Linked DNA regions of Homo sapiens: all the other regions are linked to region 3. A link is a contact called in ENCODE Hi-C or POLR2A ChIA-PET data. All regions are on one chromosome and are shown on one strand. Each heading gives the region's core, a stretch centred on a gene start or an enhancer-like site at or near the end of the contact. The rest is flanking DNA. Distances are from core to core; before and after follow the strand shown. Region 1 overlaps LOC105377732 (a long non-coding RNA gene). Region 2 overlaps LOC105377732 (a long non-coding RNA gene). Region 3 overlaps LOC105377731 (a long non-coding RNA gene).

What was found. Hi-C counts contacts between places; a loop is a spot of excess contacts on that map. ChIA-PET counts read pairs that join two places held with the same protein, here RNA polymerase II (POLR2A). Pooled maps may share reads with other maps.
Region 1: a map of dorsolateral prefrontal cortex shows a loop between it and region 3 (4-fold over the local background). The contact joins two enhancer-like sites. A Hi-C loop is called at or near these places in 1 of 168 maps with a recorded cell type or tissue (dorsolateral prefrontal cortex) and 4 of 50 pooled maps. POLR2A ChIA-PET finds 5 or more read pairs at or near these places in 4 of 52 experiments (A673, MCF 10A, WTC11 and 1 more).
Region 2: a map of tibial artery shows a loop between it and region 3 (5-fold over the local background). The contact joins two enhancer-like sites. A Hi-C loop is called at or near these places in 15 of 168 maps with a recorded cell type or tissue (MCF 10A, Right ventricle myocardium inferior, ascending aorta and 10 more) and 20 of 50 pooled maps. POLR2A ChIA-PET finds 5 or more read pairs at or near these places in 2 of 52 experiments (AG04450 and WTC11).

The regions. Positions count from the first base shown.
Region 1 is chr5:173,471,005-173,473,714 of GRCh38, forward strand. All of the region lies in intron 4 of LOC105377732 (a long non-coding RNA gene), which reads left to right. Among named protein-coding and RNA genes, the nearest start is that of LINC02995, 110 kb to the right of the region's middle. Within about 2 kb of position 1,412, at least 21 of the 41 ENCODE cell types and tissues checked have a DNase peak (open chromatin) inside an H3K27ac peak, as active enhancers do.
Region 2 is chr5:173,498,282-173,500,981 of GRCh38, forward strand. All of the region lies in intron 11 of LOC105377732 (a long non-coding RNA gene), which reads left to right. Among named protein-coding and RNA genes, the nearest start is that of LINC02995, 80 kb to the right of the region's middle. RefSeq lists an enhancer at 420-1,086. Within about 2 kb of position 1,255, at least 13 of the 41 ENCODE cell types and tissues checked have a DNase peak (open chromatin) inside an H3K27ac peak, as active enhancers do.
Region 3 is chr5:173,289,239-173,291,938 of GRCh38, forward strand. All of the region lies in intron 3 of LOC105377731 (a long non-coding RNA gene), which reads left to right. Among named protein-coding and RNA genes, the nearest start is that of MIR12118, 13 kb to the right of the region's middle. Within about 2 kb of position 1,387, at least 2 of the 41 ENCODE cell types and tissues checked have a DNase peak (open chromatin) inside an H3K27ac peak, as active enhancers do.

The DNA of each region.
Region 1 (2,710 bases), core at 162-2,661, 180 kb after region 3:
AAAAGATATATATATATATACATATATACGTATATATGTATATATATGTGTGTATATATATGTATATATACACACATATATATACATATATACGTATATACATAAATATATATAAAGATATTTATATATATAAAGATATATATATACACACACACACACACCCAACTAAAGGTGTTTATTTCTAAATAGATGAAGAAATATGTAACATCCATTTATAAATTAAGAAATAAATAAAATATATAACATATTTATTTATATCTATATGACTTTGTAGAACACTTTGTCAGCCTAACATGGTTTCTCCAGGCGGGCAAGAAATAAACATATATGTATGTGTATAAATGTGTATATTGACATTAATGTATGTGTTAGACATATTTAAAATAAAGATATGCATAATTTACCTGATTACAAATACATATATAAATAAGTCTATGTGTATTTGGGTTCAAATCCCAGCTGTGCAAATCATTAGCTCTGTAACATAGGCATGTTCTGTCACCTCTCAGAGTCCAGCTTCCTTATCTATAAGATGAGGTTGATGTGGCCTGTGTCTCAGGGATGCGACAAGGAAATGGAGTCATGCATATTAAGAACTGAATAACAGGTAATCGGGAAGTGAGAGATATTATGTATTATTGCAGAAGGATTGTTGCCTGCAGACCCTGCTGTGTTTCTTCACACCAAATCATGGGCAAGTTTTTTCCCGCCAATCCACCTGATAGCACAGAGCTGTGTTGTGGAGGGCTTTAAAACAGTCCTTCTTGTGTTCAAGGACCCTCTGGGAGGGTCAGAGGTCTGTGCATGTCCTTTGTCAAAGAATTCTCTTTCCTTGTACATGCAGATGAGAAGTCAACTCTGAAACACAGGCCAGGCACAGTGGCTCTCGTCTGTAATTCCAGCACTTTGAGAGGCTGAGACACGAGAATCACCTGAGGTCAGGAGTTCGAGACCAGCCTGACCAACATGGCGAAACCCTATCTCTACTAAAAATAGAAAAATTAGCTGGGCCTGGTGGTGGGCGCCTGTAATCCCAGCTACTCGGGAGGCTGAGGCAGGAGAATCGCTTGAACCCGGGAAGCAGAAGTTGTAGTGAGCAGAGATCGCGCCATTGCACTCTAGCCTGGGTGACAAGATTGAAACTCCGTCTCAAAAAGACAAAAACAAAAACAAAAACCCCAAACAAACAAGCAAACAAACAAAAAACATCCTCTTAAACACAACTCAGGCGGCAACTCCTATAAACAAAAATCAGCATAATAAACATGGTGGCCCAGTGGTCTTTGGGCCTGTCAACTGGAAGTTAAGCCAACTCTGTTTGACTTCATTTCTGAAGGCAAATATAGCTCCAGCATTAGCCAAACTGGGCAGTGAGGAATTTTTCATGTTCCCAACACTTTCAACAATGCCCTATTATGCATGGTGACTCATGAATGGGCTCACATCCACGGAACAGCATGTGTCTCTCTGCAGTGAGCACAGTGCTTTGCTGTATGTTTGAACTAATTTCATAGTCTGGTCTCCACCACAGATGTTACTTGCCTTCTTTTCTGACGGTTGCTGTAAGCTTGTTGTATCAGAGAAAGCCAGAAAAGGAAAGAGCTATGATTCTTTGCACTGGGCAATTGAGCGTTTTGGAGACAGTGCTCTGGAGAGAAACTTAGGTTCAAGTTGAATTAAAAGTGAAGTCTTGGGTGTCTTTGTCAAAAGGCATTTACCTTAGTTGGCGGGTCAAAGAAAACTCTCAGGTCATGCATAATGGTTGTGGCTGCTGATGCCATCAGCTCTCTTTCTCTTGACATTCAGGGGAAAAGACAGCAGACTGTTTAAACAGCTCCTTGGATGTGGCAGGGTCAAGGCGGCACGGGAAATTGTGTGCAGAGGCAGCTGATTTGCCTCGTAGGTTATTATAAGAATGAAATTGGGCAATTTTATAGAGAATGAGAACCCCAGGAACACATACTTGGTTTCTAACATTCCAAAAGGAGGGAAGAATTACTGGCATCTAATCTGTCCCAAGGACACCCTGCCCTGTTGTTTTTTCCTCCTGCCTGGTACACATGCCTTGGCTGTGCTGAGCTTCAGCAATTTTTGAAGCTGTCATGGAGCAGGGTGGGCTCAGAGCCAGCCTTGCTTGTGCCACCTCAGACCTCTGCATCATTGCAGACCCTGGAACACCCACACCTCTTGGCTCCCTGGTGAACTCCTAGCCTACCATCAACAGCCATCAGAGACTGCAGTTTTTCCAGCAGGCCTCCTTGACTCCCCACTCCTTTGGTAGCTGCCTCTGGTCCCGGCACAGATTTCTGTTAGTGCTCTTACCACCTTGTGTTCTAATGTAAGAATAAGAATTTAAACTCCTCGGCAAGGTCTTTGCTTACTGCTCTGCCTCTTCAACTAGATGGTGGATTTCTGAGAGCAGTGACCTGGGCTGTCTTGCTCACTGTGTATTCTCAGCACCCAGGACATTTCCTGGCAGGCAGAAGGCACTTAGTAAACATTTGCTGAACGATCGAGTGAATAAATGAATAAATGAATGAATGACATCCACAGGCATTTTTGTGTGTGTATGATGAGACATATGAGGTTTCCAGGACACCAGAAACTCCTACAGTCATCCATTCTAGTATGTCACGACGTTGTCACTGGAAGGCCCTTTTAAAAATCACTTCTGTTACCTGTTATCATTCACCAATGCCTGTGCATGAAT
Region 2 (2,700 bases), core at 5-2,504, 210 kb after region 3:
GAGTTGGGGACTTGTGAATCAATTCCATACCCATTAGCAATGTACGCGTGAGCCAAGATTTTTTTTTTCTTTCTTTTTTTAACAGGACTGGACAGTGTTGAATCCTTGGGGGGAAGAAAAACCAACACTTTTTTTTTAAGCTGACAGCACATTCCATCCACTCGGCAATGTAGAACTAATGAAGATATAAGTGTAAGAAAACCTATAATTGAATCCAGCACGTAGCAAGCATAGTTGAGCGGCGAGTACACCCAAGCTGAAATCACATGTGCTCCTGTCTAATCCTCTCCGGGCGCCCAGCACAGGGAAATATTTCTGGATTGTGTCTCAGGCTGTGATTTCTATCCAAGGCAGAATAGAAACGGCCTTTTCCCTGGGCAGAGGCTTTGGGCTGTCAGGGGACACCTGAGTTGCCTTTGATAAGGCTGCCGTTTGGATGGTGATTTAAAGAGCAAGTCTAGAAAAAAATAACCTTGAGAAAGAGGAGTGTTTTGGACTAGAGCCCTTCTTGCGCGCTTTCATTCCGCTTCCCTTGCCAGTGTTTCTCAGTTTCCCCCATGGTGGCTGGAGGTGCGTCTGTCCCCACAACCCAGAATTGGGGCAGTCCCTCAGGAGCTGCTTTTCGATCCCAGCCCTCTGGTGTCCAACATTCAGAGCAAGCCCGATCAACCCAGCCCACTAAGTTCCCTGCATCCGAGGACCCCTTTGATGCGTGGATCCGAGTGGGAGGGAGGCCAGAGTGCAACTGTGTTTTCCTTTCAACATTCCTCAGGAGTGATTCACTGCCAGGTGTCCCCAATACCCCCAGCTGCTCCGTCCCCTGCAGTTGTTCCGTAGGGATGAGGCTTTTTGATGCCCTGTCCTTGGCCCTGCCTGGCTTCCTGTCTGGGGCAGGAGAGAGCAGAATGGCCCCCAGAAACTCTGCTCTGGATGTAGGACTGCTTGCTCTGGAAGCTGTGGTGTGTGCCTCTGGCAGGCTGCTCTGACCAGCAAGCGGCAGCTGGATGCTTTGTGCACTGAACTAAGGCTGCGGTGGGTTGAATGTGCATACCTCTGCGTGGCTCCCACAGTACCCACCACTCCCTGTTGTTTCCTGCTCAGTGTAACGTTCTATTTCGTTATCTGGGTTCTCTGCTGGGCAGTGTTTGAGTTTAGACCCTGACCAGAGAGAGGGAGCAGGTGCTGTGCCATGTGGCCACTGTGGCGGATTTATGCAGGGGCACCCACTCCCCGGCTGCCCCTGCCTCCAGGCAGTTGAGCTGAGGGTGTTTGCTCAGCTGCCCTGGCGCCTAGCCTGTGGGGCCATGGCCTTCTGCTTCTAGGCCATGGAAGGTGGCATGGGCCCAGAGAATTGGGCAGGTGTGCTGCCAGGCCCAGTCCCCGGGGCCTTGGGGGCCTGGATTGGAAGCTGCAGGGAGGTCCCTGGGAGTCCTCTGAGCAGGCGGCCTGCGTTGGGACACCCTGGCCTTTTAGCTGTTGAGTCCTAGTTGGAAGGGGCATTCATTCCAGGGACATTCTTTCTGTCTGGAGCAGAGACTTGGCCTGAACCTTGAACCAAAAACCGGAACAAACTGCACTCGTTTGCTCAACCTCGAACCAAATCCAAATATTGTTTATATCGCTGAGAACCAAACCAGGGTTCTGGGGTTTGGTTTGGTTTGTTTTCCCACCAGAGAACATTTAGGGAACAAGGCTGAGCTGCAACAGGACTAGGAGGGAACCTGAAGAGGCCCTTTGTGTGGATTTTGGACTCAGCGAGCTCTCGGTCAGGGGAACACTGCAAGACACAGTTAGGTCTGCAGAGGTTGCACTAGGTGGACTGTAGGGCTGGAGAAGCTATGGGGCCAACGTCTGTCCTGAGGAGAGGACAGTCACAAGTCCACATCTCTGTAAACAGTGCTGTGTGGTGTGGGATGCCCCGTACATTGCTACCAGGCAGCAGTGATGACTAGGGGATGCCAACGGTGGGTACAGAACTGCATACATGGAGGGAACTTTAATGAAATCATGCACCGATTGATTTTTCTGAATTTATTTCCGGTTTACTCTAGGTCACTCAATAGCCATCTGCTTAGCACCTGGCGCCATACTGAGGCAGATCCCAAAGAAACAGCAAAGGGTTGGCCTCCACTCTCTCCGAGTCCTTGGTACACTTTGGGGGCTGGCGCTACAGTGTCTTGGAGATACACTGTCATGTTCAAATAGTGTAGCTCACAAATTCATGTCCCCTTGGAAGCTCAGGATGTGGCCCTATCTGGAAATAGGGTCTTTGTAGATGTAATTCATTAAGGTTCTCATGACAAAAGCGTCCTGGATTTTGAGTGGGCATGAACTCCAATGACTGGTGTCCTTGTAATAAGAGGAGAGGACACACAGCCACACAGGGAGAAGGAGGCCACATGAAGACAGGGGCAGAGGCTGGAGGGAGGCAGCCAGAAGCCAAGGAGGCCAGGGAGGAGTTGCTCCTGGAGTCTTCGGAGGGAGTGCAGACCTGTGACACTGTGAAAGGTGTCCCTTTCCTGTGGGAAAGTAAATATCTGTTGTTTGAAGCCACTCACAGTCACACAAACCAAATAGTGAAGCCCCCGAGATGCCACACTCACACCTCCTTTCTTTGAAAAAGTGAATTCTTCTGCATAATTAGCCACATTTTTGTCATGTGACCTTGCCACCCTGGTCACACATGGTTGGACCCAGGAT
Region 3 (2,700 bases), core at 137-2,636:
ATGCTAAATCCAGATGTCCAGCTTTTCTTAAAAATATTGGAGTCCTCATTCCTGTTAAGGCAACCAGCCGGCTACAGCAGCTGCTTCCTTTAGTCTGAGTGTGCTGTGTCCAGGGCACCGCAGTCCCCACCACGCCCTCTTGTTTCCCACCCCTGATCTGCGTCACCATCAAGCGAAGTAAGAGCTGTAGAGATGATAGGTAGGAGCATGGATTGTGGAGCCAGAAGGCCTGGATTTGAATTTTACCAACTGGCTGTGTGACCTTGGACAAGTTAGTTCACTGCCTTGGTTTACAAACCTGTGAAATGGGGACATTCATTTAATTTCGACTAATTAAACCAGTTTTTAACATTGAAAAATCAGGAGATCTCATAGAATGCCTTGAAAAATCAGAAAACCTGGTAATACAGGTCTCAGGGCTGATAGCACATATCTCATAGGGTTGTTTTAAGAGTCTTAAATGAATTTTCCTCCCTCCCCCCTTCCCTCCCTTCCTCCTTCCCTCTCTCCCTCCCTCCCACCCTCCCTATCTTACTTTCTCCTTCCCTTCCTTCCTTCCTTCCTTCCTTCCTTCCTTCCTTCCTTCCTTCCTTCCTTCCTTCCTTCCTTCCTTTCATCCCTTCCTTCCTTGACAGGTCTTGCTCTGTCACCAACGCTGGGGTGCAGTGGTTGGATCACTGTAGCTTCAACTTCCCCAGGCTCACTGTAGCCTCAACTGCCCAGGCTCAAACAATCCTCCTGCCTCAGTCTCCCAACTAGCTGGGACCACAGATGTTCACCACCACTCCTGGCTAATCTTAAAATTATTTGTAGAGACAGGGTCTTGCCATATTTCCCAGGCTGGTCTTGAACTCCTGGGCTCAAGTGATCCTCCTGCTTCGGCCTCCCAAACTGCTGGGACTATAGGTGTGAGCCACCACACCCAGCCTTATTATCATTGTTTTCTAGTTGTGGGTGTTTTCATTTTTGGACTGTTGCTCTCCCTTTACAGTGACAGATTTCTTTTTCTTCTAGAACTACGAATCTTTGTTTCCCTGTGATCAGACAGATAGAGTTTGCAGGGAGGGTTAGGTATGAACCCGTTGGAGATGTTGGATGAAGCAAGGCAAGTGGAGACGATTCCTCTGAGAACCTGGGCTGCTTTCTACCATGGCCACACTTTTGGGGGCTGCCACCCCTGGCTGGGAACCTGCCCTGACCTAGGGAGCCACTGAGCAGGGTGTCACTCAGCGTCCCCAACACCCTGGCCTGTCAGGCTGAGTCCAGTTCCTCCTGCTCAGCACCAGACACCTCCAGACCCTGGAGTCGGGAGGCAACTTAAACAAAGGCGTTTATCTCACCCGGGCTCTCCTGCTGCTCTGCTGGACTGCTCAGCCAGGCTCTGGACAGCATAAAAAGTCAGGCTCGGATGACAGAGGCAGAATTTAGAGCCCTTTTGGATGGCAGCTGGGATCTGAGCTGTCAACCGGAGGCGAGTCAACACACTCAGGCTCGCTGCAGCTCTGCACAGAGAGGGCAGGGCAGTGATGCTGTGCAGAACTCCCGTCTAGTCCGGCTTTTTTCTATTTATAATTTCCCTTGATAATAGAGCCCATTCATTGCCTCCGCAGGCCCCTAATTGCTCTGGAGCAGAGGGATGACAGCCTAATTATTAACTTCACAAAAATTGAAGTTGGGCTGTGTCAACAAAGTCCACTCACTGTCACCCAGATGCGACTCTTTGCCCTTCATGGTGGCAAAGGGCAGTTAGGAAAAAAAAAGAAAGAAAGAAAGAAAAAGGCTGGCGTGGTTCCAGCTTAAGCAGGCTTTTATTTTCTGGCCTAAAATTATTTTGGGGGAGGCTCTACTTAGAGGAAAGAGAATGCCTGTTTCCTCTTTGTTGTAAGCTGTGGTCAGCTGGTCACCATGCCCCCGACTGGAGGTGACGTTTTTGATCTTTGGAAATATGACCTGAGAAAATGTTAAAAGGGACCTTAGCGACTGTGTGGCTGTGATTAAAAACGGGGCCCAATTCAGCCTGCAGATATGTTTTATTTGGCTAGCAGAATATTTAGCAAACTTTTTTGTTTTTTAAATTGAGGGAAAACTCACATTACATAAAATTAACCACTTTAAAGGGTACAATTCAGTGACATTTAACACATTTCACAATGTTTTATGACTATCACCACTACCTAGTCTCAAAACATTTTTATCACCCCAGAAAAAACCTCTGTCCCCCTTAAGCACTTACTCCCCGTGTCCTTTCCTCCCAGACCCTGGCCACTGCCAATCTGCTTTTTGCCCTTTCTGGATAGTCCATCTAAATGGAATCATGCAAACTGTGGCCTTTTGTGATTGGCTTCTTTCACTTCCCATAAGGTTTGCAAGATTCTCCTGTATCATAGCATCCTTTCTCAAAGGCTGAAAAATGATAAAAAGCTTTTGAATTCATTTCTGTCAGCCTTATTGAAATATAATTTGCCGCCCACACAATTCACCTATTGAAATGTACAAGTCAAGGGTGCAATTCAGAGTTGTGCAACCATCACAATTAGTTTTTAACACTGAAAAATCAGGAGATTTCATAGAATGCCTTGAAAAATCAGAGGACCTCGTAGCACACAGCTGGCATCACAATGCTAAATGGGACTTGCACTCACAGGTCTCCTAGGGCCCCGCCACTTCCTGCTGTGCTGACCTGGCCACTGCGCTCATTTC